2 separate regions of the Mus musculus genome follow, and region 1 is linked to region 2. Evidence: chromatin loops called from intact Hi-C (ENCODE). Cell type or tissue: left cerebral cortex. All regions are shown on one strand. Each heading gives the region's core, and the rest is flanking DNA. Links, peaks and the distances in the headings are about the cores only.

The links. Hi-C counts contacts between places; a loop is a spot of excess contacts. Peaks named below come from ENCODE experiments on the same cell type or tissue, not always from the same donor. Only the 100,000 strongest peaks of a DNase experiment are listed, where the experiment ranks them.
Region 1: it touches region 2 in a loop (3-fold over the local background); 10 of 42 quality-filtered maps call a loop at or near these places.

The regions. Positions count from the first base shown.
Region 1 is chr1:16,121,545-16,136,983 of GRCm38, reverse strand. It overlaps Rdh10 (retinol dehydrogenase 10 (all-trans)), which reads right to left. Exons shown (of 6, transcript NM_133832.3): 3 at 8,721-8,819; 4 at 7,643-7,788; 5 at 5,778-5,909; 6 at 4,434-5,690. The coding sequence ends at 5,567. Among named protein-coding and RNA genes, the nearest start is that of Rdh10, 23 kb to the right of the region's middle. In left cerebral cortex, for the core only: no CTCF peak of the experiment used is centred there; a DNase peak (open chromatin) is centred at 6,698.
Region 2 is chr1:16,295,980-16,311,418 of GRCm38, reverse strand. The region is part of intron 12 of Stau2 (staufen double-stranded RNA binding protein 2); the gene reads left to right. It overlaps C130013N14Rik (a long non-coding RNA gene), which reads left to right. Exons shown (of 2, transcript XR_003947751.1): 1 at 1-464; 2 at 5,181-14,661. Among named protein-coding and RNA genes, the nearest start is that of C130013N14Rik, 11 kb to the left of the region's middle. In left cerebral cortex, for the core only: a CTCF peak has its summit at 6,320 (motif pointing right); a DNase peak (open chromatin) is centred at 6,374.

The DNA.
Region 1 (15,439 bases), core at 2,615-10,614, 170 kb after region 2:
GGGCTCTTCCCTAGGGGGATGGGAGGCCTGAGGTGGAGCCTAGGTGGACCACCCAGGATGCATGAGCAAGGGATGGGGACATTTTTCTTGGTTGCTAGGCACATACATCTTCCCAGCAGCATGGTTTCAATCACCTTGACAGCAAAACCTCAAGCTTTGAATCTGGGCTGACAATGCTTTGTTTTTCTTGCTAATCAAAGAATCTAGCTTTTGGCTCATGGTAACAAAGATTTCAACAGCCACAGCTAAAAAGGTTGTTAGGTGCTCCTTCCTGGAAGTAAGGCATTATGTTAAGCTCTCCATGGAAACAGAGCAAGGTAAACGAGAAATGACCTGGGAAGAAAGGCTTTCTGGAAGGAGGGGTCATGTGTCTTTCAGCATCTTCAGAGAGACAAGCCATGAAATGTTTGCCAACCCTAAATAACTGTAAACCCAGGAAGAGTTAAGAGTACGTAGGAGCTGAACTGAGGCCTCAGACTGTCTTGGCATTCTCTGGAGGGCAGGCACATCCATCTTGATCTGGGTCCTGGCTTTAGCAGCTCTTGGCCTCTGGCGAGTTTAATGCTTCAAGGATCAGATAGGAACTCATTGCTGTGAACAGATTGATAGAAGCTGGTCCCATTTCATGTTTTGTCACACAAAGAGAATGTATTTGAGCTACCATGTTTCCATTTGATGACTCCTGAACTGTATTTTGTTTTCCCCCAGGGTTATCATGAAACATTGCCTGCACATTTAAGCAGTTTTTGCTTCTGAGGCCAAGAAAGCAAAATTGCCAGAGAACAACAGCTTCCAGGTTTCACTTAGCAAGAAAATGTCCTTTGCTGTTTTAGCAATGGATTCAGTTACTAGAAACCCTAGTGGAAGATTAAACACACCGTGTGCTATCTGTTAACACTGCTCTTCACCTTGTGCTGCCCCCCCTCCCCCCCAGGGCTGGCCACACAGTCTCTTATTCTTAGGACAAACTAAATTTTCTGCAGTGTGACTCAGGCTAGGGTTCAGGCAGGGTGGCATTGTTTCTAGTTGGGTTTCACCTTGGGAGAGGAAATTCTTCTGAATGACAAGTTGTCATTATGACCTGCTGAGGCTCTCTCAGCTGTGTCCAAGCTGAGTCTCTGCATATCTTCTTATTCTCTTACTGCCACCCTTGGATCTGTCTTGCCCTTCTCCTACCTGGGTCTGACTATTTCACAGCTTCTAAGTCTATAATCACAGTGTCAAACTCCTTCTCCATGCCCAGCTACAGGCCAGTGAAGATCACGCTGTAACAAGAATGTCCTTCACTCCTCCCAGTACTGGGGTCTGAACCCAAAGCTGTGTACATGCTAAGGCTGCTCTACCACGGAGCCATGTCTCAATCATTTTCTATGGAGACACAATCTTACTAAGCTGTACAGAATGGCTCTGAACTTGCTCTGAAGCCCAAGCAGTCTTCAATGTTTTTGCTCCTCCTGCGCCAGCCTCTCTTCTATGTAGCTGAGGCTAAAGGCATACATTGTCTGGCCCACCCCAACCTAAGTTTGCTAAAGCTGTGTGGAGTCTGCTTTTTCCACTGAAGATGTGCTGATTCCTTGTGGGTAGCATGCTGCTCTTCAGTCCTGAGAACTGGCAAGTTAAATCTTGTGTAGTTCAGCCCAAGAGCTCTGTCTTCACTGCTCCCCGTCTTATAGTGGGTAGCCATCAGCCTGGCTATTGGAAGCAGCTGCCCAGTAGCTTCTGGCTTCCGGTGTCTCAGGAATCCACAGAATTCTGGTGGATTCCATTAGTTCGATTATTTTGCTTTCTTCCTATATCAAAAGGAGCTTGTTCTCATCCAGGATGCTGGCTATTCTCAAAATAGAATCTCCTTAGAGAGTAGGGGCCATTTTCCCCCTATGTTCTGCTTTAGCCACAATGAATATAATTTAACTTCTGGGACTTCCCTGGGATAGCAGCCAACCCTATGTCGGCTGCCACATTCCCCCACCCCATCTTTCTGAGACCTCACTAGAGTCTGAGGCTTCATGCATGGTGTGTATAAACAAAGGTAGCAGCAATGAAATTAACTGCAAACCATGCACATCCCGGTGCAGATGGCTGGTGGATCGGTTCTGTGGACACACGTGGCCTCTGTACTCCCGACCCCAAATCCTGGCTACTTCTGGCCCTTACAGCTTTGATTTTCCTCACTCATCTCTGTAAGCAGGTACAGTGCAGGCAATAACTCTGGCATAGAAAGGACCTACCTGCTTCCCCAGACCCTGCCGCAGGCCAGCATCAATTTAGAACAATTTCTGCTAGTTGGAAACAATCTGAAAAAGGCCCGCCACTTTTTTCAACTTGGGAAAAACTAGAAAGGTATATATAGCCTTACAAAGAAACAGGATACTTATACACACACACACACACACACACACACACATACACACACAGAAACAGGATACTTACACACACACACACACACACACACACACATACACACACAGAAACAGGATACTTACACACACACACACACACACACACACACACACAGAAACAGGATACTTACTTATACACACACAGAAAACAGGATACTTACACACACACACACACACACAGTGCCTGGCTTTATGGAGTTCCATCATGTCATGCCAATCTTACGTGTTAGAGCAGCAAACCCTGTAGATCAAGAGGATGACAATAGTTGGAATTTATCTTTGTCAGCTTTGAAACTTCTGATTTCTGAGTCTTACTCAATATGATTATCATTAAACTGGTTGAAAAATTAGAAAAGACAGGGCCAGTGCTGGCTAGGGACAGAATTGGGACTCCTCAGGGGTCAGCCTTGAGCCCTGTGGCCCTAGGCACTCATATGAGCCAGCTCTTTTTCTAAAGAGACCACTAGAGTCAGCATTACTTTCAAGGTGAAAGCTGGGTGAAGGGGACATGGGGAATGGGGGTTGGGTGGGGTCTGGGGACAGATAATCAGCCAGCCAGAGCAACAACCTTGCAATGGCTGCAATGATCAATGCAAGTATGGAGGCTTCAGTGGAAGCGATTCCATGCTGAGGAAGTACAACAGAGCCGCACAAATGCACACTAGGAAGGCACTACTAATCTGGTGCCAGGTGAGGAGAACAGCTCGCTCGCGGGGCTCTGTAGTCCTCACCCTGCCTCAACACTGTCCCTTCCAAACTGGATATAACCTTGAGGAAGACAGGTGGACAACTCAAGTGATCCCAGAAATAAGGAAACTAGGATGGGATATGGAAATGAAAGACAAAAAGCTAAACAAATTAGGTTTATTGAACTTGGAGATGGACCATTTTATAAGGGCCAAACCAAACAAAAATAGAAACAGATTAGACTCCAACACATGAAAACAAAATTAAATGTAATGAGGATTCTTGTTGGCTTTAAGGCTGACGAAACAGACTATTAAATTAACAGATTTCTCTAGAATGGTTTTGTATATCCTAGCCTAAGTGGGAAAAGACCTAGATAACTTGAAAATAGCTGACCTACACAACATTGTTAGAACATTACTTCAAGTGCTTATTTAAACCCATAATTGAAAATCAAGCAGCAGGTGGTAAATTCAGTCTTACACTGCCTCAAGGCATGGTTGGTTGTCATTCCTAATGAGAAGTCCAAACGCATAATAAAGATCAGCAGTGAGCCAGGCCCCTTCCAGAATGTGAGATCCCTGAACAGAGACACCCACACTAATACAGGCAGTGGGGTAACAGAAGACACCCACACTAATACAGGCAGTGGGGTAACAGAGACACCCACACTAATACAGGCAGTGGGGTAACAGAGACAACCACACTAATACAGGCAGTGGAGTAAGAGACGCCCACACTAATACAGGCAGTGGGATAACAGAGACACCCACACTAATACAGGCAGTGGGGTAACAGAGACACCCACACTAATACAGGCAGTGGGATAACAGAGACACCCACACTAATACAGGCAGTGGGGTAACAGAGACAACCACACTAATACAGGCAGTGGGATAACAGAGACACCCACACTAATACAGGCAGTGGGATAACAGAGACACCCACACTAATACAGGCAGTGGAATAACAGAGACAACCACACTAATACAGGCAGTGGGGTAACAGAGACACCCACACTAAAACAGACAGTGGAGTAACAGAGACACCCACACTGATACAGGCAATGGGGTAACAGAGACACACACCCTAATACAGGCAGTGGAGTAACAGAGACACCCACACTAATACAGGCAGTGGGGTTGTTCTCTCTTCCCATTTCTAAACAAGCTCTTGGTGAAGAACCTACTATAGGCAGATGGTGAGACTAGAGATTGGAGTATGCAAAACCCACCCTAATTATGACCCCATTCAAACATTTTCTTTGAGTAAGCAGGATAAGATAGGCAGGGGAAGACCTCAGAATGCTTTGCCTTATAATGAGGTTGATAGCTAATAACCACAAACTCAGTTATGTACGTATTTAATCAGTTCTTTAGAAAACATCCCGATTTGTAAAAGTTGGCTTATTTTAACAGCCTTAAACATTGGTCACTATTTAAAAAAGACATCCTAGAACGAACAAACAGAAGCAATCACATAGTAGTTCATAGTAATTTACAAGAGGATGGTACACATAGATACAGAGGTAGAAATTCACTTTTACAATGTTTCACTAATACACATATACCAAATTCAAGGCACAAAATAGTTTGCTTTACAAAAAAATACTGTAAAAATGTCATTTGCTGTTCTACAATGTGAATAAACTTTTCAAAGAAATCTTTCCACCCTTCCACAACACTCCATATAAGATTTGCTCCCCAAGCTAATTAAAGTTGGCACAAGTACGGGGACTTTTTAATCAGAAATTCCCATTATCTCTGTGGAGCTGCTGTGTCCTGTAGACAAGATCCCCCACTTCCTCCCCTAACACAAGTTTGCAGCTCCGTGAGGAAAGGGCACTTTCTATATGCAGCAAGATTCACAGGTAGAAAATGTACAAACGTGGATTAACCAGGTCTCTAAACATTTAATTTAGTATTTCAGAGACTGAATTTGAAAATCACCCAATATTTAGTCACTGTAAGTTTAAGAAAGAGACTGGTGGCCTTCATTGTGATGCTCAGACTACGCTGATCTCAAACTGACATCAAAAAATCCACAGACACCATAAGCAAGCCACCCAGGCTTGCAGGAGAAGAACCGAGAACACAACAGAGCACTACACTGTCGGTCCTTGAATGCTGGCTGGGCTTCCACGATAATGAATGAATCAATTCTGTGGGGACCCACGTGAAACACACTGTAGTCATCATTTCTAGACTTTATGTTCATTAAAAAAATAATGATGTAACATAGTGTTTGTCTAAATATTGGACTCATTTTTAGGGCCCTGTCTAGAAAAGACCCCATTGGCAAAAACCCAAGCTCACAGTTTTCAAGCACACTAGTCAGTTAATTTACACTTTATTTTTTAAAAAGTTGATTAGAAAAAAAAAAAAAGAGTCGGCATGGGGTTAGAATCCAGACCGTCAGTACTGATTGATGCGCACGGACCACCTATCCTGATAGAAACGGCACTCCGTACAAAAACACTCTTAGATTCCATTTTTTGCTTCATTGTTGTTTGTGGCTTGTTTTCTTTGAGCAATAAAGGGATACATACACTTGTCCGCTCCTAGAAATCGATACATGCACACGACGGCTTCAAAAGGAAGGATGCTGCAAAGGAAAGAGCAGTTAGTAAATGGCAGGCCACATGTTCCCTGGGGTCTGGCAGCAGGCAGGCAGGGCCGGGCCCTCACTCACCTCTTCATGAATGTCACGATGTACATGAGGCGGGGGGTGCAGACCATGGGCTGGTCAGTGAGGATGGCCCTCATAGCCTGCTTCACACAGTAATCAGGCTTCAAGGGGGGCAAAAAGGGCTCAATTTCTTTTCTGAAAATTTACATTCAAAAATGAAATTTAGAATTAACACAGTATAGAAGACTGACAACACTCCAGAATACTGTGACATCAACTGAGGGATGAGATTTTTGGAACACTTTGTTTCTTTTCTGGTATTTTTGTTTTGACTCACGTTTTCCTACTATAAACAAACCCCATTTGTATTATCTAGTAAACCAATTAGGAGAAAAATAAGCAAAAGTAGTTGGCTTTCCTGTAAAAACGAGATCAGGCTGTTGAGATGCCTTAAAAGATAAACTTCAAATGACTCCGATTCTTCTCCTTGACTAGAAAGGTACTTGTTATCATAAACACTAAACTCCAGCAGCAGCACAGCTTGCTGTATTAGGTGTGCCTGAGACAGAGCAGGAGCAACCAAGCAGCACTGTCTAGTGTGAGACTGTCAGGGACCCACCTCTCACAATGCTGGCTGAGGATGTTAAGCTGTATTCTAAGGAGTCTCTGAGGTAAAGGACCACTTTCTAATTCACTGAAACGTCTGCTAAGTACATAACAATGGCACATCTTTTTCCTACCGATTGCTTTTCATAGCTTCCAGACTTTGGGCCTGCCACTATGCTAAGTGGAAAACAGGACCAACGGCTCCTACCCAGAACCAAACTAACACACCAGAAGCACACAGGCATCTGCAAAGGATACTAGGCAGACATAGATTTCAATTCCATTTCTCTCTTCATTTTCCTGTTGGAACTGGAATCAAACCCAGGCCTTGCACATGCTAAGCATATGCCCAATCCTGAGCCACATCCCAGGCCCTAGAGCTAAAGTCTCAGTCTCGACTTACTGCCAGCTGGAGAGTGGGATGACTCAACCATTCTCCGTCCCTAGCTCCACTCATTAAGTCTAAAGAACAGTCCCCAACAAACCAGCAGTCCTGATCATTGTCCTTTGTCTTGCAAATTCACCCAAGCAAGTCTTCACAAGTGTCCCTGCTGAGTCACAGTTATAGTCCTCCAGTAAAACCCAGTGTTGATGTATTTAGATTCTCATATGCCTCCTCCCAAGTGTGAGGGGAATTCCACTTCACTGTTAGTAAATCTAAACATATTTGTCTTAATCAAGTTGAATCTAGCTATACACAATTTCTGGGGGGGAAAAAGCTTTCAAATCTGGAGCGTGACAGTCTCTTTAAGATGACATGTTAATCCTTTGTATGGGTGACATTATTTCATATCCAGATTAAAGTCACATTAAGGACTTTCCGCTGTAACCATCATAACAGTAGAGAAATCAAATGACCATAAGGACAGACACAGCATCTAAGAGAAATCCTGGACATTTGTCGGTCCTCCTTGAAGACGGAGAGAAACCCATTCTGCCAGATATTCTGAAGTAATCCCAGCAAGCTTGAGTCAGCTTGGCTTCAAACCTTCACTTGTGATCTTACACAGCCTTGTCACAAACCTGAATGGGGGAACTACAGGTTAGCTGCCCTTCTCTTTTAGCTAGGTCTCATTTTGTAGCCCTAGTTGGCCTAGAACTCATCTTGTAGACTAGTCTGGTTTTCGACTTGTGACAATTTCCCTGCCCCTGCTCCTGCCCCAAGAAGTGCTATTGATTCCAGATGTGTGCTGCCACACTTGGCTAAAGCAGTTAAAGTGTCTACTGACAGTTCATGTGCAAGACTGGCTGACTGAAGATGAGCTCCACACATCATTCTGATGTTACTCTGTTGTATCAGTAGAAGATGGGTTCCCACTGACCTGATTCGGCAGCCTCTGAACATGCCCGTGTCTACAAGGTAAGGGCAAACCAGAGTTGTTTTAATTCCATCCTTTTCAGCAGCCTTTAGCTCATGGCTCAGAGACTCGTGAAAACCCACAACTCCAAATTTACTGGCACAGTAATCCTGAGCAAAAGAAGAGAGAACAGAAAGGGTTAGTGAGTCTCTGCCTATGTTCCCATCCAATCTGCAGCTTCTTGGTCCTGTCTGGCTAGATGTTTATTATAAAAGGTTATAGGTAAGGAAGCAAAGAGAAGGAAGGTGTCTTAAAGGGTATACATCTCTCTGATGTGGTTCAAAGCAGAAACAACACTTTCCAGGCAATGACAAAAACATAAGAATACTTTTTGCCACATCAACTAAGTATCATGTTTCTTTGGAGGAAATCACTGAAAAGGGCTCTATGACAGCTAAAAGAGTGGAATGAAAAAATGAGGGAGCTTCCCTTTGAAGTGCTTGGAAAATTACAAATGGTCTTTTGTTTAGTGGAGGAGACTGAAAAACCTGTTTGTTTACATTAATGCAAGAAGAACAAAAACAAGTCTAACTGGGGATATAAGCTATTCTGATCCGAAGCTAAAATGGCAATAGTACCACATCTTCTGAACTTGAACTAGAACCTAAGAACATATGATAAGAAATATTTGCAAGAAGTGATGTTTTTAATTTTCTAGAACAATTTTCGGAACAATGTTGTATAATCTGGACAGTTAAGAAGGGATTAAGAAAGCCAGTTCTATACCAGTGCACAGCACCTGCCGCTGGCCATAAGCTCACTTAATGAGCTAGCAGCAGGCAGTTCACTTTTGGCTGGTTGACCAAAAAAGAATGTGAGCCTTTGACCTCACTTATCTATCCTCACTCCATGGGCCCATCTTGACCCTGTATCTTAACCATCAGCAAAGCTGCTAAGGAAAGCGGCCCTGTGAGAACTGTGCTGTCCTGTGTTAGAGGGAAGCACCGTTAGCTGACAAGAATGTGTGGCAGCAGGTCTTCTTGTGATGTGCTCACCGAAAATAAGCTGCATGAATGAGAAAAATGCCTTTGAGCTGACAAACCTCAACTCCAGCAGTGCTGAACAGTCCCAGGGAGCTCGCGACCGTCACAATGTGGCCATGATTAATCTCTAGCATCGTTGGAAGAAAGGCCTTAGTGGTCTGAAAGAAGTAAGATATAGGTTTTAGGACTGATATGTCAACATCTCCTCTAAAACCCAGGATCACAGAACAGTCTCTGCGCCGTAAAAATTACATTTCCCAGTTCATTTAGAAACATCCTACATCTATCAAAAGGAGACGCTCCTTTAAGTGTCTGGTTAACTTAGCACCGTATCATTGCCCCGCTGGGCCTATTATAAGCCGTGACCAACAAAGCTGTAACCCAAGAGAGTCGAGTGTCCAGATATGAAAAGAAAGTCATTAGGAGAAGGCTCTTTATCACTTTTCAAGCGACAGCGGCAGACGAATCCGAACCACTGCTGGATCAGAGGCCTTTTTCTGCTCATGCCATGACTTAGCTATGTTCTGGTCTGTGAGCAACCGCCAGTCTACCTACCAGCAGGCGCCCCACAGTGTTGATTTCTTCATGGCAATGTTTCCATGGTGACACTCCCATGAATGAAGAGCCATCCTTGTAGTCTGACTTGGCACCCAAGGTTTACAGTCAAAGTGGACTAGCAGGAGGTAAGGTATTTTAGAACATAAAACTTATAAAGCACAGACCACCATTTCAGTGAAATATTAGTGCCAGGCTGTAAATGTGGTACTGTTGGGTACCTGGGCACTCTGGGGGATCACACTCCAAGTCTATCCGCTCAGGGTGGCAGAGTCAAGGGTGGCACAGGCTTCTTACTAAACTCCTGTCTCTTCAAGACACAGGACTTTATTTAAACAAAAATCCTTTGAATTGCTTAAGATGATTTATAAACCATCCCAGCAGGCTCCCAACAGTTTTATAACCTGCTTCTTAAAAGAAAGCAGCAAAGAGCAATCTGTCTACTGTTGAGCTGTGGTCTATTGCCAATGCTGGTCCCTAGGATTTATGAAGTTAAAAGACAAAACACTACACAGCCTACTTGAAGAAGAACTGCGTTCCATTTCAGACACTTTCCTGGCGAAAGTATCAACCCTGAGCATAGATTTCTCATGTTTGGATAACTCGTGTGTACAAGATCGAAAGCAGTGGTGCTGTTAATTCTGAAGCTTCCCACACTTGAGTTCATGGAGCCGTTGCCAAATGAGTGTCGGTCAAGCATCTCAAGGTCTTCCCCAGCCTGTCTCTCGAACTGTCACAGAGCACCCCATCCCGCTTGGAACCCATGCCCAACTCATTCTCAGCTGCCCTTGCCCCTGTCTACATAAACCAACACATAATATTCATTACTTATTTATTTAGTTTTAAAGACTTTATATCCCTGGAATCTCTAATAATGTCTTTAATAATTTTTAAAATACAGATAATTCTTTCTGGAAGATATTTTCATCTTTGTGTATGTGCTATCAGAGATTGAAACCAGAGCACTATATAGCATGCACATCACTCAAGTACAGCCAGGCCATGCTTTCTAAAAGTATTCTAGACCAGCTTAACTTTATTTCATTTTCTCAAAGTGGTAGTTTATATCGTTCACTTTAACATATCATTATATATTTTAGTATTTTGATTCTGCTTGTTTTATAGTTACTTGTCTGACTGTCCCAACAAGCCCAGAGACATCTATCAGTCAGCCTTGCACATACTGGGGTTGACCCTCTCATACTGCACAGGGCCAGCACACAACTGCTGTCGGAAACATCAACATTTTGGTTCCATTGTGTTTCTTTGTAAATAGGAGCAGGGCAGTTATGATTCTAATACTACTTTGCTCAGTCTGATACCTCAAAAGAACTTCAGGTCATTTATAGGCTCTAAAATTTACATGTGGTTGCTATGTCATAGAGCTGAAATAAAGTAGTTTTAGAGGAGCATATACATTCCAAACTAAGGTAGAAAATAGTATAAAGTCTTAAGAGTTCTACATCTTCTAAATATCTAGTTAAGATTAGTATTTATAGATTAGATTTAAAAAAAAGCCTAAGCTTGTATTTCTGCTTTGCTCATTTAAAAACTTTATATACGTGTGAATGTTCTCTGTATGTATACATGGGCGTCAGTGAAGGGGTGGTTAAGGTGCACAGCGTGCACACAGAGGCCAGAGGTCATCATCAGGTGTCATCCTCTATTGCTTTTCCATCTTTGTGTTTGAGACAGGGCCTCTTACTTACCCAGATCTTACTGACTGGCTACAGGCTGAATGGTGAACTCCATCCATGTCCCTGTACCCTAACAGCAGCAGATTCACACCACTGTAGTTGACCTTTAGGAGGGTGCTGGGGACCCAAACCCAAAACCTACGCTTGCACAGCAAGCACTTGCCAACTGATCATTTCCCCAGCTCCAGGAAAATGTATTCTTCATGTTCATCTGAGGTCACTTCCAAGGATTTATGAGCCTACCAATAAACTCACTGTAAGTTGAAAGGACATTTGCTATACCATATCTACTGAACACTCCTGCTTATCTTAGCTCACTTCTAGTGTGCTCAGAGCACGTGTGTCAGCTGGGCACAGGGGCAGAGCAATTACAAAGATCAGAATTCAAGGCACAGTTCCTTCTGAACATATTATCATTTCAAATCATCAGAAGTAAAAGGAGCCTAAGTCAGACCATTCTGAGCTAGAGGGATTGTCTATATTAAGTTTGCCTAGTGTTGAAAGACACTAGGAAAGGGATAAATTTAGTGCCCTTTTAACTTTTTGTTTTAGAAGTTCTTACTGTAGTACTGTACAAGGACTTGGCATTATATTCTACGAAACTGTACACAGTCAAAAACATCAGGAAAATCTCAATCAGATCCTCTTGTTTAAGCGGCTATGGTGGGCTGCAGACTGAAGACCTAGATACCAGAGGTGAGATTCAGACAAGGATCATGAACTAGGATCCTGTCTACAGGATAAACAACTACCCCAGGCCCCCAGCACAGACCAAAGGCAGGTGACAGCATATTGACAAATTTGTAACTAGGTTTCAACTATAATTTGTTGCAAAGTTCTGAATCTGATTAATGTTCTTTCCTCCTTTCAGAAAGGAGTCTGGTAAGAGATGGCTCAGTGGTTAAGACTGCTCTTCTGAAGGTCCTGAGTTCAAATCCCAGCAACCACATGGTGGTTCACAACCATCTGTAAAGAGATCTGAAGCCCTCTTCTTGTGTGTCTGAAGACAGTTACAGTGTACTTAGATATAATAATAAATAAATCTTAAAAAAAAAGAAGTCTGGTGACATTAATGTGTCCAAGGAATAAGCATTTCCTCAGCATCTATTATTTGCAGATCCTATGTAATGAACTGGCCAAGCAGCAATTAGTGAGACAGGAATTGATCCCATGCCTGCATTCTGGTCTTTGAGCAGAATTCTATATTTACCTGTGCATCAAATGTAAGCCAGTTAAAAGTTTACCTTGCAAATAAGACAGTTGCTACACAGTATAAAAACAATATGATCTGGGTCTAATTTTGCTCTGGTGTCCCTGGTCCATCCCACCCACCTGCAATGTTGTTCAAAAAGTGAAGCTACATTGTGTTTAAGGGAGGTGGGCAGAAATAAAGCAGTCCAAATATGGCCAGGTAATTAATGTCTTTATGTGTGCACTACAAACACACTATTGGAGAGAATTATTTGAGTGGCTAGTAGTATGATATGGGAGGAGTGTTGTTCAGATATGAACCTTTTTTATTTTAATCTTTAAAGTAACAGCGGGCCAATGTTCAATTTAAAGCATATGCTTTCTTCACCTAACAAGCGCAGAGCTCTGCGTGAGGGAAACGGAATGGGCCTTTGTGTATTTTTTGCTTAGAAAGAGTCCTATTGTAGGTGAAGCTAGAAATCACTACTCCTGATGATGCCCATTACAATCATGCGGTTGTTGACACTAAGAGGTGAAGACACCTGAGGCCACACAGTCAGCCTGTAGGTGTCCTGTCACTTGTATAAAACTCTTACCAGGCCTCCCTTTGCTAAGCAGGGACAACTCAGAGGCAAATCCAATCAGGTGCATTCAGCCTGTGCTCCCGCTGAAGTCAGCACATGTGACTTCGAAATGGTTGTTAACCATTTCCTTGCTGCCTGAATGGATATGGACAATGACATCTTACCTCAAGCAAACTTACCTGAGGAATGAGGCACACTAGTAAATAAACTTTGTAAGAAACTCTAACTTTGTAAGAAAACTACTGAAAATGGGTGACTAGAAAACATGTCTTTCTCAAAAGTAAGCCGACTGGTTTCCCCTTCTAATAGTTCTTGCCCTCTACATTCTGCTAGATGGCACCTGAGATAGCACAGTGTATTCTGTCCTTGACACAGCTTGACAGCACAAAGAAACCTGGCACTTTGTAATGAATTATTAATGTGCACAAATGTTGTAGCATGTGTGAGGTGGAGACCAGCAAAAGGTGAAGTTCTAGTTGCCATGACACCAGTCAGTTCAAGCTGAGGTTCACTCTCTACCTTTGTCTCAAAGAGTCATTATGGGTACAAACAAGGCAAATCGGGGCCTTATACCTAAGTGACTTCAGGCATGAACCCAAGCGTGTGCTCCCTGTCTGATCTCAGAGAGTCCACTGACCATCAAGCATGTGTTGAGTCATCTGTAGAGACAGAGAATCTAGATGGGTCTTTCAGGCAGTATGGCTGGTTGGACTCGTTAGCTGACTGATGCCCATGGTACCTGATAAGGCTTGCTAAATCCTGACTTAACTTAGACAACTGTTGTCTGCTTCTATCTTCTTGTTTATATGTCCATAAACAAAACCAGGAGCAAATCTAATGTTCCTGCTGGTCCCAGTGGACCACAATACCAACAACTCTTATATGAAACAAGGGAGTTGAGTGTGTTACAGTTGCAAAGATACCAGGTCTGTTTCTGTTTAGTGTTTGTCCACCTCCCCTACCCTAATCCCAAATACACACTCATTTGTAAAAAAATGAAAGCTCTTTAATAATTGGCTCATACCGTAAAGTGTAAAGACAGAGCTTCAATATTCTCTGATTAATTTTATCACAAGCCTCAAATACCACAACTTGTTGGCAGCTAAGGAATTGTGGATGATTAAAAGGAAGGGAAAGAAAGCAATCAAACAAGCCCTGCTGAATGAACACTGGCATCTCACGAAACTGTACAGCTCCTCAGGGCTCCCCTGCAGAGCTCTGGGCACTTGGCAAGGAACTGTAAAGGACCCATTTACACTCTGAGCAGGGCCTTCCTGACAGAGGGGCAAGTGGCTGTACTCAGCATGCCACAGCTTGAGGAATCTCTGAAAGCCGCAGTTACACCATATTAACTTTCAACAGCCCGCTGTCCAGATTGCTCTTGGTGCTCTTATTGACAGTCTGGGCAGCATGCAGCCTGCAGCTGCAGTGTCAGGACAAGTTAGGCTCAACCAAAGACACTGAGAAGAAATGTGGGACCCAGCAGAATCTGACTTCTGAGATTGGGGAGGCATCCGACCATGGAGGTACAGGCTAGACACTCAGAATATACTTCACAGATCTGAGCTACTTCAGGTTCACAGACACTAAGGGGAAAATTAATTTCTCTCAAGAAAAAAATGATTTCACATTATATTTTTTGTACAATTGCCAGACCATTCTAAGAACAATTTCAGAAAAGCCATCTTAAATTTTTTTTTTCTCAAAGTATTTGTCTCTTAGTTGAATATTCAAAGAAGAGTAGAAACTCATTTCAAAACTGGATTGTGAGGTATATTATGGTAGAAAATGGATTAATAGCGCTGACATATATAGTTAAGGGTTTTTTAGATCTCCAAATGACAGCATGATATACACTTCAGGGAGGAAAAAAATAAAGAGGAAGAGGAAGAGGGAAATGAAGAGTGCCACGAAGAACCCACTGAGCACAGACTTCACACAGAAATGCTAAGTCCTAACAATAGCTAATGCTTTTCCTGTTTTTGGGTTTTTTTTGTTTTTGTTTTTGTTTTTTGCTCATTCTACTGCGTTGTTACCAGAGTCCTTATCAGGCCCAACAAAAGAACATTCTTCTTGTTTACAAAACTATCATGGAATCTGGTATCTGATGGCATTCCTGGGAGGCCTTGGTCACTGCTCCTGGAAAAGTTCTGAGTCAACAGTGAAAACTCTGTGTGTATGTGTACAAGTGTGTGTACGTGTGAGTGTGTGTGTGTGTGGCCTGGGTTCCATGAATAAGGCTAGGCTAGGCAGCCAGTGAGCTTCAGGCATCTACTTGGCTCCATCTTTCTAATGCTGGGATTAGAAATGTGGGCCACACCTGGCCTTTGAATGTGGGTCCTCAAAAGCACTTTACCTAGCAAGCCTTCTTCCCAGCCCTTGGGGCAAACTTTTTATTATTATTATTTATAATAAGCCTTAATCAGAGCTAAATCTGGATAGATATCTGCCCTCTATGCTATTATGTCTACTTCCCCATCAGTAACCCCAAGTTATGACTTACCATGTTCCACCTGGGCTGCTCTTAACTCTAACTGGCTAGCCCTCATGGCCATGTTTTCATGACTCACCTACCCCATGACATAGTCTCTCTCTTCCTCTCAGGGTCTTGCCTTCAACCCCAAACTCAGGAACCAAAGTGGGGAAAACTTTTTAAGGCACCAGAAATGTAGCTAATTATGTGAGGAAGACTAATAGGATAAGTCACTAATACAGTCAAAGAGTACAAATGGTGGCACGCTACACTCTGTC
Region 2 (15,439 bases), core at 2,835-10,834:
TTCAATAGTCACTTCTGTGTCTGAGAGTACAGACGCATAGGCTGAAACCCAAGAACACAGGGGTGAGTCCCTGTCTGTCTTCACATTCATCCTTCACACTTACGGGGATCTGTGTTCTTGCCTTTGTGTCTTCCCTGGGCTTTTCCTTCTGTCTGGCCCGTTCTGTCCTGGCTCATAGAGGAACTTTAATTTAAATTTTGTTATATTCATCACATCCAACCAAGCCATTATTCCGGGCTATCCTCAAACTTGTGAGTATAAGTAAGAATCTTCTGTCTTTTTTAAGCCAAATTTGTGTTTTAATTTCTTTTCCATCTTTTATTTTCTGTGTATGTGTGTTTGCCCCCAATGTGCATCATGCCTGTGGAAGTCAAAAAAGACATCAAATGACCTGGAACTGGAGTTAATGAATGCTTGTAAACTACCCTGTGGGTGCTGGAAACCAACCAACGTCCTCCACCAGAGTAAGGAGTACCCCTGACCCATCTATCTGACACTCTTCTGTAATTTTTACATTAGCCCGTGGGCTCACTCACCAAACCATTTCCCGTTTTCTCTCTCATGGTTATCTTCTTGAGGTTTTTTTCTTGTTCCTAGGCATTTTGGAGGCATTCAGTTCATGTTTATAGGAAGGAAGTAAATTGGATTCCTAAGAAAACTAGGGGAGCTTGGTTTTGCAGAATATCTAAAATAAAATGGATATGAGAGTGTTCAACCTATAAGCATTCTTTTCTGATGACTCTAGATAGACTTTTTTAATGTAAAGATTATAATAATTCCACATGTTGAAGTAACTCTACTCAGGGATTACATGCCTTTTAGTGGCTCTCCTGGGCTATTTACAGACTTTAGGTTTTGGGTTTTTTGTTTTGTTTTTTGTTTTTTGGTTTTTTTTGTTTTGTTTTTTTGTTTTGTTTTGTTTGTTTTGCCTATCATTCATATGCATTTGTCTTTCTTGGTGTCTGAATTACTTGGTTTAAATACTGGGGCCATGTCTTAGTTCTAGCCTCTGCCCAATGGGACACTGGGCAGTATGACTTAAGACTGTGTTCCTAGAATCTTAATGATGCCAAGCATCCTACACTTCAGCAACAGTTGATTAAGACAAATACAACTCTTTATCAATATAAAATATAGTTCAGTGGCATTGCAGCATACGAGATCCCAGTGATCATCAGAGGGAGCCTCGACAGGTTCTGCATTCATGATGTCACTAGCAGAGAATAAGCATTAACCTTTGGCCCCTTTGGCAGGTCTGTATTGATCAGTCAGTGCTACATGTCATGGGGAGGCCATGCTTGTTGTCACTGTCCCTGTCAGGTTCTGGAGCTACCAGAGCAAAGACTTTGGAAAATAATTAACTTGAGTATTTCTTAGTTTTTAATGAACTGGGACATGAATGGAGATGCATTTAAAAGACAAGTGAGTATATGGTTTATTTTGAAAAAATGCTTCAATATTTTTGATTCTTACATTTCAGAATATTTTCTCCATCCAATATGTATCTCATTGTAGAAATAAAATTTCTTTTGTTGATGTTTAATATATGAAATTTTGATTTTATACAAATATAACAGTTAAGGAAGTCCATAGCTTTAAAACTATCTCACTTCAGGATGCATCACCAGAAACTACTTTTCAATATAGTTATTACATGTTGGTGTACTAGATCAGGAATCAGTATACATGACCCATGGCCAAGTTCATTCTGCTACCCAAATTACAAATGTCTTTAACACTTTAAAGTGGCTGGAAATAAAATTTCATGATGTGAAAATTATGTGGAATTCAAGCTTCGTGCTCATAAATATATTTATGGGGACAGACCTAGTGCTGTTTATGTTGGTCTTGCCTTTGACCACTTCCCTACCCCAAGGCAGAGATAAGGAATTCTAAGAGGCCTAAGAGGTCTTGCATCCTGTAGAACCTTCTGTATTGATTTCCTACCCCTTTGTAGAAAAGCGGGTTCAACCATAGACTTTAAAAAAAAAAAAAAAAAAACTTTAAAAAAGCATTTAGCTTTTGAGTCTTGTGTCAGCTGTTCTGTTATGTTAAACGTGGCCAGAGCTCATTCTTGGAGTGTGAGCCAGTGCCCTGGGAATACTACCTGTGTGATAGCTAGCACAGTAGACTTGACTGTGGACTCTGGATTTATTTACTCACAGAGGAAACTAATTTTATCCCTCTAAAGAAATAATAAACAACTCTGTCTTCATCAGTATTCATCAGAGCAATGAAAGAGAGTTTGCCTGTAGCAAAGGTTACTTCTGTCTCCTTGCTGAAATTCCATTTAGAAATGCTTCATAGCTGGACTTCTTTGTAAGTAATACAAGCTATTCAGTTGTTTCTATAGTGACCTTTTATTTCAGATGCTTAAGCAGTTTCTAGAAGCAACAGCGAGCTGTAGGGAAAGTTTGGGAAGAGAAAATATTCTGCACTCTATAACTGACTCATAATTTCCCTTCTGCATGATACAGCATGGCTACATCTCTAAGAGGTTATATACATCCAGTGGTATTGTGCACATGAGTGACTTATAAATTTGAGCTGTAAAATTATTTTGGACTATAGTCAGAATCCATGAACCTGCTCATTGCTTTCTTCTCCCACTACCCCTTCCCCTGGGATGAGAAAGAAAAATGAAATAAAACACCAGTTTTTATCAGCAAAATAGATAATAATTTATGTATAAAAACTTATTTTCTCAACTCCACTATGAAAAAGACTGAGTGTAGCTGTCTTATGTAGCTCCAGGAGCTGTGGCTTCATCTTTCCCACAGCTTATGTCTACAAAGGTGATTTGCACTCACAATTTCAGACCAGCGGACGTTCCCTAGAGTTCCGAATACGTTTGGCCAATTTTGGAGCTGCATAACACCCCATACCTGTAATTCCTTAATTCTAGTTAAGTATTCTAATTATTAATGTCCCCTCTAATTAAAAAAAAATGAGTAAGAACTTAGGGTTCTTAACCATTTCTATCTGCATGTAAGATGTTATTCAAAGATTTTTTTAAAAAACCTTTGTGAACAGTTCACATTGGTATATTATTAAACCAATAAATGCCATGTATGTATAATTGGCTAAAAGGATGTGAAATCTAGAGTAGAGAACTGTATAGTCTTTTTAAAAGACACAATCAACGGAATATAGTTCCCTCTGCCAAAGATTTGAGAGCATTACTGCTCACTGGAGGTCACATTTACAACCTAATTTTGCTTTCCTAGTAAAATTGGATTATGCAGTGTGCATGATTTAGTCCACTGTTTTAAAGTTGAAAACCAGAAACCTTCTCTCCCTTTGAAATACACCTCCAATTAAGTCATGCCTCTTTGTCCTTGTCCAAAATTCCTCTTTGAACAAACCTTATATATACTGTATATATATATATATATATACTTATATATACTTATACTGCTTATATTTCAGAATCTGAGTACTGTACTTCCACGGCTGATTGCTATTTGGCTGGCTCTCTTTATGTGCTGGCAAGCATTGCCTTTTCAAATCACACATTTTAAAATAATCTTTAGTTCATTGGAACTTCTTTTGCATCCTCCGATGGAAACTACTTTATACCATTTAAGTCCCCAAATATTTAACATAGGTAAATTAAATTATAAGCACAAGGTGGCAATGAAAGATGCCATCTATTATTCTTTGTAGATAAGACAGGAGTATGTCACCAGCAAACCTAGGTCATATTGCTTCTGTTTGGTAAGCAGGGTCATCGCTCGACCAACATGAGATCAAACGGTAGCATCTGTGCTCAGTGGAACAGGGTGTGCTTAGCATGCATGAGGCACCGTGTTTAGTCTCCAACACTGAGCAAGCAAAAGGACTCACTCTCAACTTTTTTTTAAAGATTTATTTGTTTATCATGTATACAGTATTCTGCCTTCATGTATGCCTGCACGCCAAAAGAGGGTGCCAGATCCCATTACAGATGGTTATGAATCACCACGTGGTTGCTGGGAATTGAACTCAGGACCTCTGAAAGAGCTGTCAGTGCTCTTAACCACTGAGCCATCTCTCCAGCCCTTAATATCCAGTTTTATTGGTTGATTTTTTTTATGCCATGCTAATTATTTTTAAGATCAATTGTGATTTCAAAGATCAATTCAAGAGTTAAATTCTCATGGGAAAACATTCCAAAGTGACGTTGATAATGTTTTACTTTGTTCATTTAGCAATTGTGAACCTTTAGACACCAGTTGTATATACACTACTTTTCTAAATGCTATGAAATATTTCCAATTTTGTAAAAAAAAAAAAAAAAACTCCAAACTAATTATAAAGATAAACATGGGTTATGTGGAAACTCTGCTCAATTTTATTATGAACCTAAAATTACTCTGAAAAGTTTCTTTAAAAAAAAAAACATGGAGAAACAGCAAAGTACATACAGAAAATCATTGGAACCAACTTCAAAGCAACTCACAAACTGTTTAAAATACATAAGTGTTGGAGGTATATGGACTCCAGTTTGGTAAGGGGTAGAAGAATTCACCCATTTAATAATGCTTCTTCTAGGAGTTGACAGAGCAGATATTGGAAGACATATTAAAAGCCATGTGTGGGAACATTATAAGACAAGGTAGAGCATGGAAATTAAAACAAAATTGTGTAGGGTCAGAGACCAAGTTCGCTGGGAGCTCCTGGGCCATGTGCTGTTTGAGATGAAGTCGCTGCATGTAGAAAGCAGCACTGAACGGCACGCAGTTTGTTCTTTGGGGCAGACAGTCTTCATATAGGAGCAAGGGAGAAGCTACTATGGTGGCCATAGCTTGGGCTGGCAGACATACAGAGGAGAAAGGCTTCCTCCTAGTCCCTCCCCAATGGATGCTAATTGCCTTGGTGGCTGTGACTGAGCCTAACATTCCTTCCTTGTTAATGACTAAACATTCTTTAGTTTTGAAAGAACTGAATATCTCAGAATGTGAAAGAATTCCTTTAACTTGATAAAGAACATCTACCAAAAACCCTCTAGGCACTGTTGTCTTCCTAGGGGAAAACTGAATGCTTTCCTCATAACAGTAAGAACAAGGCAGGACTTATTCTACAACCTTATATTTATGATTATAGCCAGTGTGATATGGCAGAGATAGAGAAAATGAGGAAGGAGAGAGAAAGAAAGCTTCTGATCTACATAAGTAGAAACAGATTTCTCTTGATTGCAGTCGACAGGATCCTGTATTAGAAAGATGCTCCTATCTGGACCGGTGAATCCTATGATGGTAAAGGCTGGATGAAGCCACACACTGATATGTAAGACCTCAGAAGCACACAGCAGCACATGGGAATCAATAAGCAAGGAGGCCCAGGACTTGTCTGTGGGAAACAAAGCCATTGCTGAGTGGAATTAAATCTCTAAACAAATGGCGGGCGTTTGATCTCCACAGATTAGAAAATACCTTACTCTTCAGTTGGCACGCTTCCCCAAATTGACACTTTTAGTACAAACTTGACAAAATCCTAGGTGGCTTTATTGGGTACAGACTGTCAAGCTTATCTAAAGGATGCAGGACTGGAACTCAAGCAGGTCAGGAAGCAGGAGCTGATGCAGAGGCCATGAAGGGATGTTCCTTACTGACTTGCTTCCCCCTGCTTGCTCAGCCTGCTCTTTTATAGAACCCAAAGACTACCAGCGCAGGGATGGTCCCACCCACAAGGGGCCTTTCCCCTTGATCACTAATTGAGAAAATGCCTTACAGTTGGATCTCATGGAGGCGCATCCCCAACTGAAGCTCCTTTCTCTGTGACAACTCCAGCTTGTGTCAAGTTGACACACAAAACCAGCCAGTACAGCTGGTATACTAGTGTGGTATGACATGGCTACTTTGTTTATTTTGAATGGTGACATCAATTTCTGACACATGAAATGTGGGGATACTCGGTAAATAACTGAAGACTTGCCTTGCGCGATCTCTGAAAACTACAGATAACGGTGTAGATCTGCACTTCTGCCTTCAGAACGAGATGGGAGTAAGCTAGACCCTCAGCTTGTAAGGCCTACTAGCTAAGGAAAGAGAGAATAGAAACAAGGAAAGGATAATGTTTCCTCAAAAATTACAAGTAACAGCAACAACAAAATGCCCAGAATTTTCTAGGCTAATTGTTGTAGTGAAAAGTAGTTTTTGTTTTAATTGTTTTTTGTTTTTGTTTTTTCTTGTGTGTGTGTTGTTGTTGTTGTTTTCCAGTAGAGTCGGGACCGGGCAATTTAAGGTATTATTTTTTTTTAAAAGAAAAGTGTTTAATCGTTTTCTTATCTAAAGTCAATCTCACACAGAACACACAACCTGACCCTGGAACGGCCTCCCCCACTAGGTGGCAAAAGTAAGCTGCAGGAGAGACAGAAGCACCCTGACTTTGAGTCTTTATGGCCACCACTTTGTAACACACTAGCCATTGGGACTAGGGAGTCCAAGCTGCCCTGGATCCTGTCATGTGGAAGGAGAAGAGTGCCAGCATGTGTGTGCACGTGGGGAAATCCGCGTCACCAGGAAGGTATCAGGGGTCCACAGGGGCGAAACACGCAAACCACTTACAGCTGAGTTCTAAGACATCAAATGAAAGCACACAATTCTAAAACATCATACTTTGCTCTAAACATTGATTTTACCGGGAATACTGAAAATTACCATCATCGACGTGTTTGTTCCAAGGTCCTAAGAAGGTGCTATGGAAGACCCCACTTTAACTAGGACAGTGAGTCTCATAGCAGTGACAGGGTGGCTCTCAGAAGTCATTTCTAACCTAGTTCTGTCAGCTGCCAGCCCACCTGGGCTTTTATGAATATAAAAAGTTTTTGTAAGCTTTACCAGTTTCATGGATCTGAGAATATGCTTTCAAAAAGAAACAGCCAGTACAAACTGGAGCTTTTAAAATGTCCTAGTCAGAGGTTGTAGAAGTGGGCAAACAATACTCTTATGTTCATGTTAACATCACTAGCCCTTTCCTGTCCTTTCTCTGCACATGTCCTCTGCATTGTCCTTCTGTCTCTTGCTGTCTCTGAAGGGCAGCAGGCTATGCTTTTGTTCTGGTGTAGACTGTGTTGCTGAGTTGGTGACACCTTCCCTGCAGGCAGCATCCTACAGAACACTTCAAGGGAGACAGCTCAAGTTGAGCCAGCACATTCTATCAGTTTCTACCTCCAAGTACAGGCTCAATACTTGAATTGTTTCAGCTTAACATTTTAATTTAAAAAGCAGGTAGTCATTATACATCATTCAATTACTGGTTGTTCGGTATGCCTCTGTGCAAGGAAAAAAATTAGGAACACTTATTGCTTTTCAAACAAGAGGCAGTATGTTTCGATGTTCTGTGATTGAGTAATTTTAAAATTGTTGGCCATCATTTAGATCAGTTTTATGAAAAGAAGCCCTATTTCATTAATTTTTTTTTCATTTTAGGCTCCTCCATCTATGTAGCTAGTAGAACTCACAACAGAGGCTTCTGTGTCTTCCAGGTATTGAGCCTTGCTCACTGACTTGGAGGATTTAAAATTTGATCGCTCAATAGAGGAGTAAGGATCTGCTCAGCAATGCTGCATTATAAAGCACCTTCAGGTGCCATAGTATTTCATGCCAAGTGATGCATCCTGTAGACTTCACTATGATGTGCCTGTGTCTGCCTACAGTTAAGCTTCTCCTCTTTAAAAAAAGATTTTATTTATTTATTATATGTAAGTACACTGTAGCTGTCTTCAGATCTCATTACAGGTGGTTGTGAGCCACCATGTGGTTGCTGGGATTTGAACTCAGGACCTCCAGAAGAGCAGTCAGTGCTCTTAACCGCTAAGCCATCTCATCAGTCCCCAAACTTCTTCTTCAAGGTAGTTGCTTAACACCTCAAACTGTATTGTTGCAGCTCTTGCTGCTAACTGGGAGATTAATCGTTTCTGTTGTTTCCTTTTAAAAGATTACATTGTAGCAGGTTTTTTTTCTACTTCAGTAACTACTCAAGTAAGAATAATCCAGAGTAAAAGATAACACAAAAGCTAAGTCATGCAATAACTTTTTATTAAATTCCTTGCGTGTACACTGTGAGGATATGTATGTATATGGGTCTGAAGTCTCTCTTTGTCATAGGTCAAGACAGTTCATTTGTGTTACAGATTTTCTTCGGTTTACAATGTTTGATCTTAAACACAGCATTCTACCTCTGAAGCACGAACCATAAAGTTTCCAATTTGAAGAAAAATATTTACAAGTTAGTTAATTTAGGTTATCTTTGAACCCCACTGGAGAAGACTCAAGGCTGGTCTCCAGAGTCTTCCTTTTAGACATCCCATCAGTGGCCAGCAGAACAAGAAGCTTCCGTCTTGTTCCTTTGTGGGATAATAGGTACTTTCCCATCATTAGTTAATCCTAGAGACAAACAACAAATAACTGGAAATATCTTAGTTTACATTTATATTTCTGGTGGCATTTGTGGGCCAAACAGTAATGACATATGGTCTTGGTCAAGGAACAATAATTTCATTAAATAGAGTTTCAGAAATACTTATTAATCTTTATATGCCCCACCCACACCTCCAAGGAAAGCTAAAACTTGTGAATCAAATAAAAGCAAAGAGAAGTCTACAATTCTTCCTTAAGGAACATGGAACCTCACTGTAGACTGCTCAGGGAGGGTGGACCTAAGCCTTTACCTTTAAAGTTTGAAGTTTAAGAATCATTTGGTTTACACACTCTATAGAGGATGTACAGAGAGTTTGTCTAAAAGGCATCTGGAGACTGCTAGGAGCATGAGGCATGATAAAAATTCAATTGACTTTTAAAATTTTAAGACATTGAGTATAAATACACGATTCTGAAATAGATCATACTTTGCCACTAATAGTCATTTTCTTTGTAATTTCATTTAAAAGCATAATATTACTTAAGATGCAATTTGGATACCTAGAATACTGTGTTCTTTGTTTTAGTAAATAAAACTTTAATGAGGATTCAGGACTCTTATTTGGTATCCATCTCACTAAGAGACTTTTGGCAATTTTTAAGAAGGAAAGTTTGCACAAAAGAAGCATTTCCTTATTACCAGCTTTGTTCCTTTGAAGTATATGGCAGCTGACATCTGCCTGAGTGGGTCCTGCAAAGACGTCTATTGTGTATCATTAGTGGTGCAGTAAATTGGTTATTTATGTTTTAAAGTCCAATCATACTGGGATCCTTTGTTTTGCTTTTGAAGATTGCTGTTACAATAAAACAGTTGTGGACTAAGTAAAGTTGTCCTGTTCGTTTAGTGACTGCTTCATTGGAACCTAAAAATTCCCTTTCCACCCACTCATCTCCTTATTATTAGAATGGGAGAAAACTTGTAAATTACCTCAAACGTTATGAAAAAATCACGTAGTGTTTTTATCATTGCTTTAATAGTCACAGGGAAGAAAAACAAAAGCAGAAACTTACAGATTAACCCCAAGCCTGAGCTCAAGTTCATAGAAACATTTGCATGTGCTACAGTTAGACTGCGTTACCTTTCAATAGCTGTATAGTACTTTTCTCTTGTTGCTAACGTTGAAAACACAAGCAGACTATGTATTTAAAAACTCATTTTAGTTAGGCAGTGATGGTACACGCCTTTAATCCCAGCCCTTGGGAGGCAGAGGCAGGCTGTGTGAGTTCAAGGCCAGCTTGATCTACAGATGGAGTTCCAGCACAGCCAAGTCTATACAAAGAACCCTCATTCCAACAAACAAACAAACAAATGAAAAATAAAACAAACCACCTTTAAAAAAAAAAACTCATCATTTTAGTGCTGCTGTTTAAATTTTATGCAAGTTTTTAAAAATAGATGGCTATACAATTTTTTATTATTTCCGGCAGAAACAATCATATTTTTGTATCTAAAGATTGTATATTATATACTATTGCCTAATATGAATATTTAACTGAAGAAATACAAATAGCTAAAATGTTCTATTTAGCAACTAAACATCCTTCATACTACCTGAGTTGTGGGCTGACAGAGAATGGAGTTCATGTTTTTATCTTTAATAACATTTTTTAACACACACACACCACATGTACACAGGACACAGTATAATGAGAGTCAGTATTGGCTCCCTCTGAATTCCCTGAGAAAAATGCAGAATTACTAAGATAAAGACAAGGAGCTCTGTTTGCACACAGTTCAAAAAAAGTCTTTTTCTGTCTAGATAAAGGTGTTTTCTTTCTAATTGAAGCTATTCTCTGCCCCATGCTCAAAGCCCATCTCCTGGGAAAATCTTTTTACTGTTGGGATTTGGTTTCCCAGAAATCTCCCATTATCTTCTTCAGTGGCTCCTTTTCCTTTATCCCAACTTTGCTGTCCCTGCCTCTGCCTAGAACTCTAGTACAATTCCCTCTTCCTCAGCTGCCAAACTCATGCCCCTCTTCCTTCTTACTTACTGCAAGATGGGACTGTGTGATTTTCCCCACCACCACCATTGTAACTCTTTTGGCCACAATCTCCGACGTTCTACAAGCTTCCACATACAAGGCCCCTCTTCAACTTCCACTTAAGATTGCTTCTCTCCTTATGACCTTTGGCTCTTTGTCTTCTGTTGATTCCTTTTGTGCTATGTGATAGCCAAGGTTTTGTCCTGGGAGTTTTGGTTCTTTTTGTATATCAACCAGTTTCATGTGCTGCACTGTTAATTACATTTTGATGTCTTCACATCTTTATTTGTATCAACAAAAACCTGTTTCTTTAAAGGAGAGAGGTTGATTTTTTAAAATTGGTTCACATGATTCTGATGAGGCCAGAGTCTATAAAGTAGGCTGGTGTCTGGAAGCAGGTCGAATGGATGCTGTGGTCTTGAGGATTAAGTCTTCAGGGTGAGTCTAGCTTTAGTGTGCCATAGGCTTAATCCTTCCTTTCCAAGAATCCTCAGCTTTCCCTCTGAGAGGCTGTGTGCTGTAAGGAAGGCCTGCCTTTATGGATGCTGATTGGACTAGCTAATTGGAAATGCTAATCACAGCTACAGGGTGCTTTCACAGGAACATCTAGACCAGCCTCTGGCTGAGCAGGCTGGCCACCAGAGCCTAGCCAAGTTGACACAAAAATTAACTGTCACACTCCCTTACCAGGTACAGGATTAGATTTTATGGGATCACTGGAAACCATGGAGGCTAAGACTTGATTCTTTGATCTTATATTTAGCAAGCTGACTTGCTTTGGGCATATTTCTTTTTTTTTAAACTTTTATAGATGTTTTAAATTAATAGAATTATATTCTTCTCCCTTGCTTTTCTTCCCTCCCACTTACTCTCTCAAGAAACCCAGTTTCACGCCCCCAATACCCTCAAGTTGTTGCCTTCTTTTCCTTTGATTATATTTGTTCATACACACATACACATATGTATGTGTGCACAATTATATGTTACCTGGATGAACTGTAGATGAACTGTAGGTGACAACATGGCACTAATATTTGCCTAATTTCCCCAGAAACAGGACAGTCTGTGGCTGGGTAGCTCAGCTGAAGGTCTCTTTAATGTAGATCACTAGAAGGTTAACTGAAGCTGACATGATTTCCAAATGGCAGATTTATAAACACAGTGTGTCTTTCTTTAGTCCTTGATGAATCAATATGTTGTATTGCCATTTATGGTAAGTATATTGGTATCATTACTGTTCCCTATGTTTAGTGAACCAGGTTTTAGATATTTGAAAAAATACCTTTTATAGTTTGATAAAGCAAGCAGAATGGTTTATTTACTTGTGAAAAAAGTTCTTACTTTACTTTTTTTTAAATTGGTCATGTAATTTTGATGATAAATACGCAAGTGTTCTGCTTTGCTGTTCTATTATAAAATTGAGTGGTCTGGGAATTATAGAAGTATCGGGGAGAATACTCATGATTTTTGTAATGTTTGATATAACACACTTATTGCTAATCTGTTTATACTTGTACACTCAATACTTGAAAACTTAAGCAGCCTCTGACTGTGGTTGCATATGCTTGTAATCCCAGTACTTAGGAGACAGAGGCAGGAAGTTCAGGAATTCTAGAGGACCCTTGGCTCTTGTAACAAGTTCAAAACCAGCCTGGCCTCCGTGTGACACAGTCTTGAAAGCAAAGTAAAACAACTTAAGAAGATGTTTGTGGATGCAAGTAACAATCCTGTTGTAGTCATTAGGGGTAGTGCATAGCTAGTGGATACAAGTACTAACCAAGTCATGGGCATTAAGGACTAGTGCATAGCTAGTGGCTTATACAGTACGCTTCTCAACTGTAATTACCACCTTTGCATCATCTTTCTTAATGAAGATGGCCTTTCCCAATCATAAGTTGCCAACAATTGAATATTAATCTATATTTGTTATAATTCATCAATATGAAATCCTTTAATTACTTAGACTTAACTTAGACAAAATGTATCAAGGTATAATTAATCTTTTTACATTTATTTTATGATTTTTTTTGTATATGGGTATTTTGCCTGCATAGCCACATGTATGCCTAATGCCCATGGAGAGCAGAGCAGTTCATTGGGTACCCTGGGACTGAAATTACAGATGGTTGTGAACTGCCATGTGCGTACTCGAACTCAAACCTGGGTCTTTTGCAAGAGCAACATTGAGCCAGCTCTTAGACCCATGGGGTAGGTTTTAAATCTGAACCTCCGATGAACTCTGAGTCTGTGTTCTGGTTGCACATGGCCTGAAAGCTTTGAAATATCTGTGATCCCTGCTTCTCTACCTCAGCTCAACATCATAGACTGTCACATTCCTCTGCAGGTGTGTAAGTTAGTTATCAGTGAAACTGTTAATGCTGTTTGTTAACCAGACTTGTGTCACACTGTAGTAATTTTAATGTATCTAGTTACAGTTCACATGCCTTAGATTTTATTATTATTCTAGCTAATTCTTAAAACCTCACTATGAGCTATGTCTTAGGGTTTTTGTTTTTTGTTTTTGTTTTTGTTTTTGATAGAGTATAGAACTGTTGCACTTTTATTTTGATTGACAAATATGGAAAACTTTGGCACTCAATCAACTAGCAAGATTTAACTAATTTTATGATAGCCTTTGACATTTGCCAAGGGCAGATGAATAAATTCTAATGTTCTGTGTTTTATACGGAATTACCAGTGACAGAAGTGAAAATATCAGTTTGGGAAAACATTATCCGTGCTTACAGTCTACAATCACAAATGTGGACTAGGGCAGGACAGGGAGTGAGGAGGGAGATGCTGTTGACTGGGAAATGTCTATTCCATCCCAGAGACACATCTGCCCCACCACCACCACCTTAATACTCAGTTTTATTCAATGCTATTTAGTTGTGTCCCAAAATGTGTGGTACAGATATTAAATTCCAGTACATACAGATGTCAATAACCATTTACAGAGAAATGGAAAGGGTTTTCTCTGATAATGTCACACCTGCCCACAGACAGGACTTGGTTATATGTGCTCATTACATGTCCCTGTCTAAGCTATTCTCCACTAATCTCCAACTGACCCTGATGCCTGGCAGGCAGACATCTGTGTGCTCTATGCCAACCACAGGAATTCAGCACATGGGTCCTTAACTTCAGTTCAATATTTGCTTATGGTTCCCATGAGATGTGCCAGTTGACAGAGGTCTGCGCACCTGCTGTGAGGGTGTAAAGGATGAAAAGCACTAGCACGGCACTAGGCAGCCCCTCAGCTCCCTCGGGCACCACCTTCAAAGGCAGCCACTGGGGTGCCATCTCCCACCCAGTATGGTTTTTGGCAGTAACAGAAACTCACATATATGAGCTTGTATGGGATGTGTGCTGTATAGGTGATTACTTGCCAGAGTGTTTGGGGGTTCATCCCTAGTGAGTGTAGCATCATTTGTCTATCTCTGCTATGGAAGAGTATTGTGCTTTATAAACTCCACTTGCTTGCCCATCTCTTTTCCTATGAGCTATTTCTCGTTTCCAACTATTGTGAATACAAATGCTGTAAACATTCTTACACAAGCCCTGCTCCAAGATGGTCTTATTTCCCTTGGATCAGTCTCTAGGAGTGAAACGGCTGAACACACATATATTTACATATGACACTGTTTGACAAACCCACAAGGGAGGAAGGCAGGTTTTCGTACCTACACATCCTTTGCAACATTTGGTAGCAATCTTTTAGTTTGGAACTCTGGTGAATACCTAAAAGTGCTATATTGTGGGGGTTTAATTTGTTGTTTCTAAGTAACCATACATGCTACATATGAAATTTGTTGTTGCATATGAAATTTCATGTGGGTTTATTGATCATCTATATCTATATCTATTTTTTATAAAGTCTACTCCAGTTTTTGTTTAAGTGACACTCCTTGTCTTTTTATAAAGTTGTGCCTAGAGAATAGTCTTGGGTATGTGTTTTAAATGGCAGTTATAACTTGTGGCTTCCTTATTCTTTTCCTTGCTGGTATATTTTCATAAGCAGATGTTTTTAATTTTAATGTAATCTATGTTATCCTTTTATTGATGATGATTACTTATCTCTCTTGAAAATCTTTGTTCATCCCATGTTGTGAGGATTTTTAGCTTGTGCATCTCTGTCTACCATAGCCTTCAATTTATGTGAAGCTGACGAAAAGACTGAGATTTGTACCCCCTACAGGTATTCAGTTATTCAAGCAAGGATTTCCTTGCATTTTGTTAAAAAAAAGTCAAGTGAGTAAATAAGCATGAGTCTGTTCACAGCCTCTCTGTTGCTTGCTTGGTTCCTATGCTGGTATCACTGTGGCTTTATAGAAAATAAAGCTTTGCGGATTTGGGCAGCTGCATGCATACCACTATATCTGTATACCTTTATTTTCCTATTACTTTGATTTCTGGCTTTTTAGTACTATAGCTAAAGCTTCCAGGAGCATCTGTGGCATGTAGATCACTCCCTACTTGTTGAATTATCTCCCCAGGGCTAATTTCTCTAAGTAGGAATGCCAGGTCAAAGGATAAACACATTTTTAATTTTGATATATGGAAGTCCAGTCTGTCCTGTCAACCTTTCCAGTGCCTGTCTCCTTGTCCCACAAGAAAACCTAAGTCTCTAAAAAGTAAATTTTAGTAAACGGGGATTAGTGGAAGAATAGAAGGAGAGATGACCTTGGGCCTCCAGGGGGTTGTGTGTGCTTGTGGGGCTGGAATTTACTTTTTGTTCTGGTTTTTACGTCTGAATCACGAAGAAAGCATTTTCAACAAGGTACTTACATAGGCAGCGTCTTGCCAGTAGAAGGTGACTTGTCCATCCTCAGCTTCCAGCCCCTAGATAACTTGCAAAGCTTGCCTTGCTAGAGCAGTAAGTGAATGGCTGCTAGGGTGAGCGCTGCTGAGACTGCACTGGCCTCTGAGAACTCTCTCTGAACTCTGCTTAGGCGGTCCAAAACAAGTGAAAAGTCCTTCAACAGAGAGAGCAGACCAGGCTAATCTGATGGCTACCTGGTAATTTTCTGACATAATAGTAGCCTGTGTGGCCT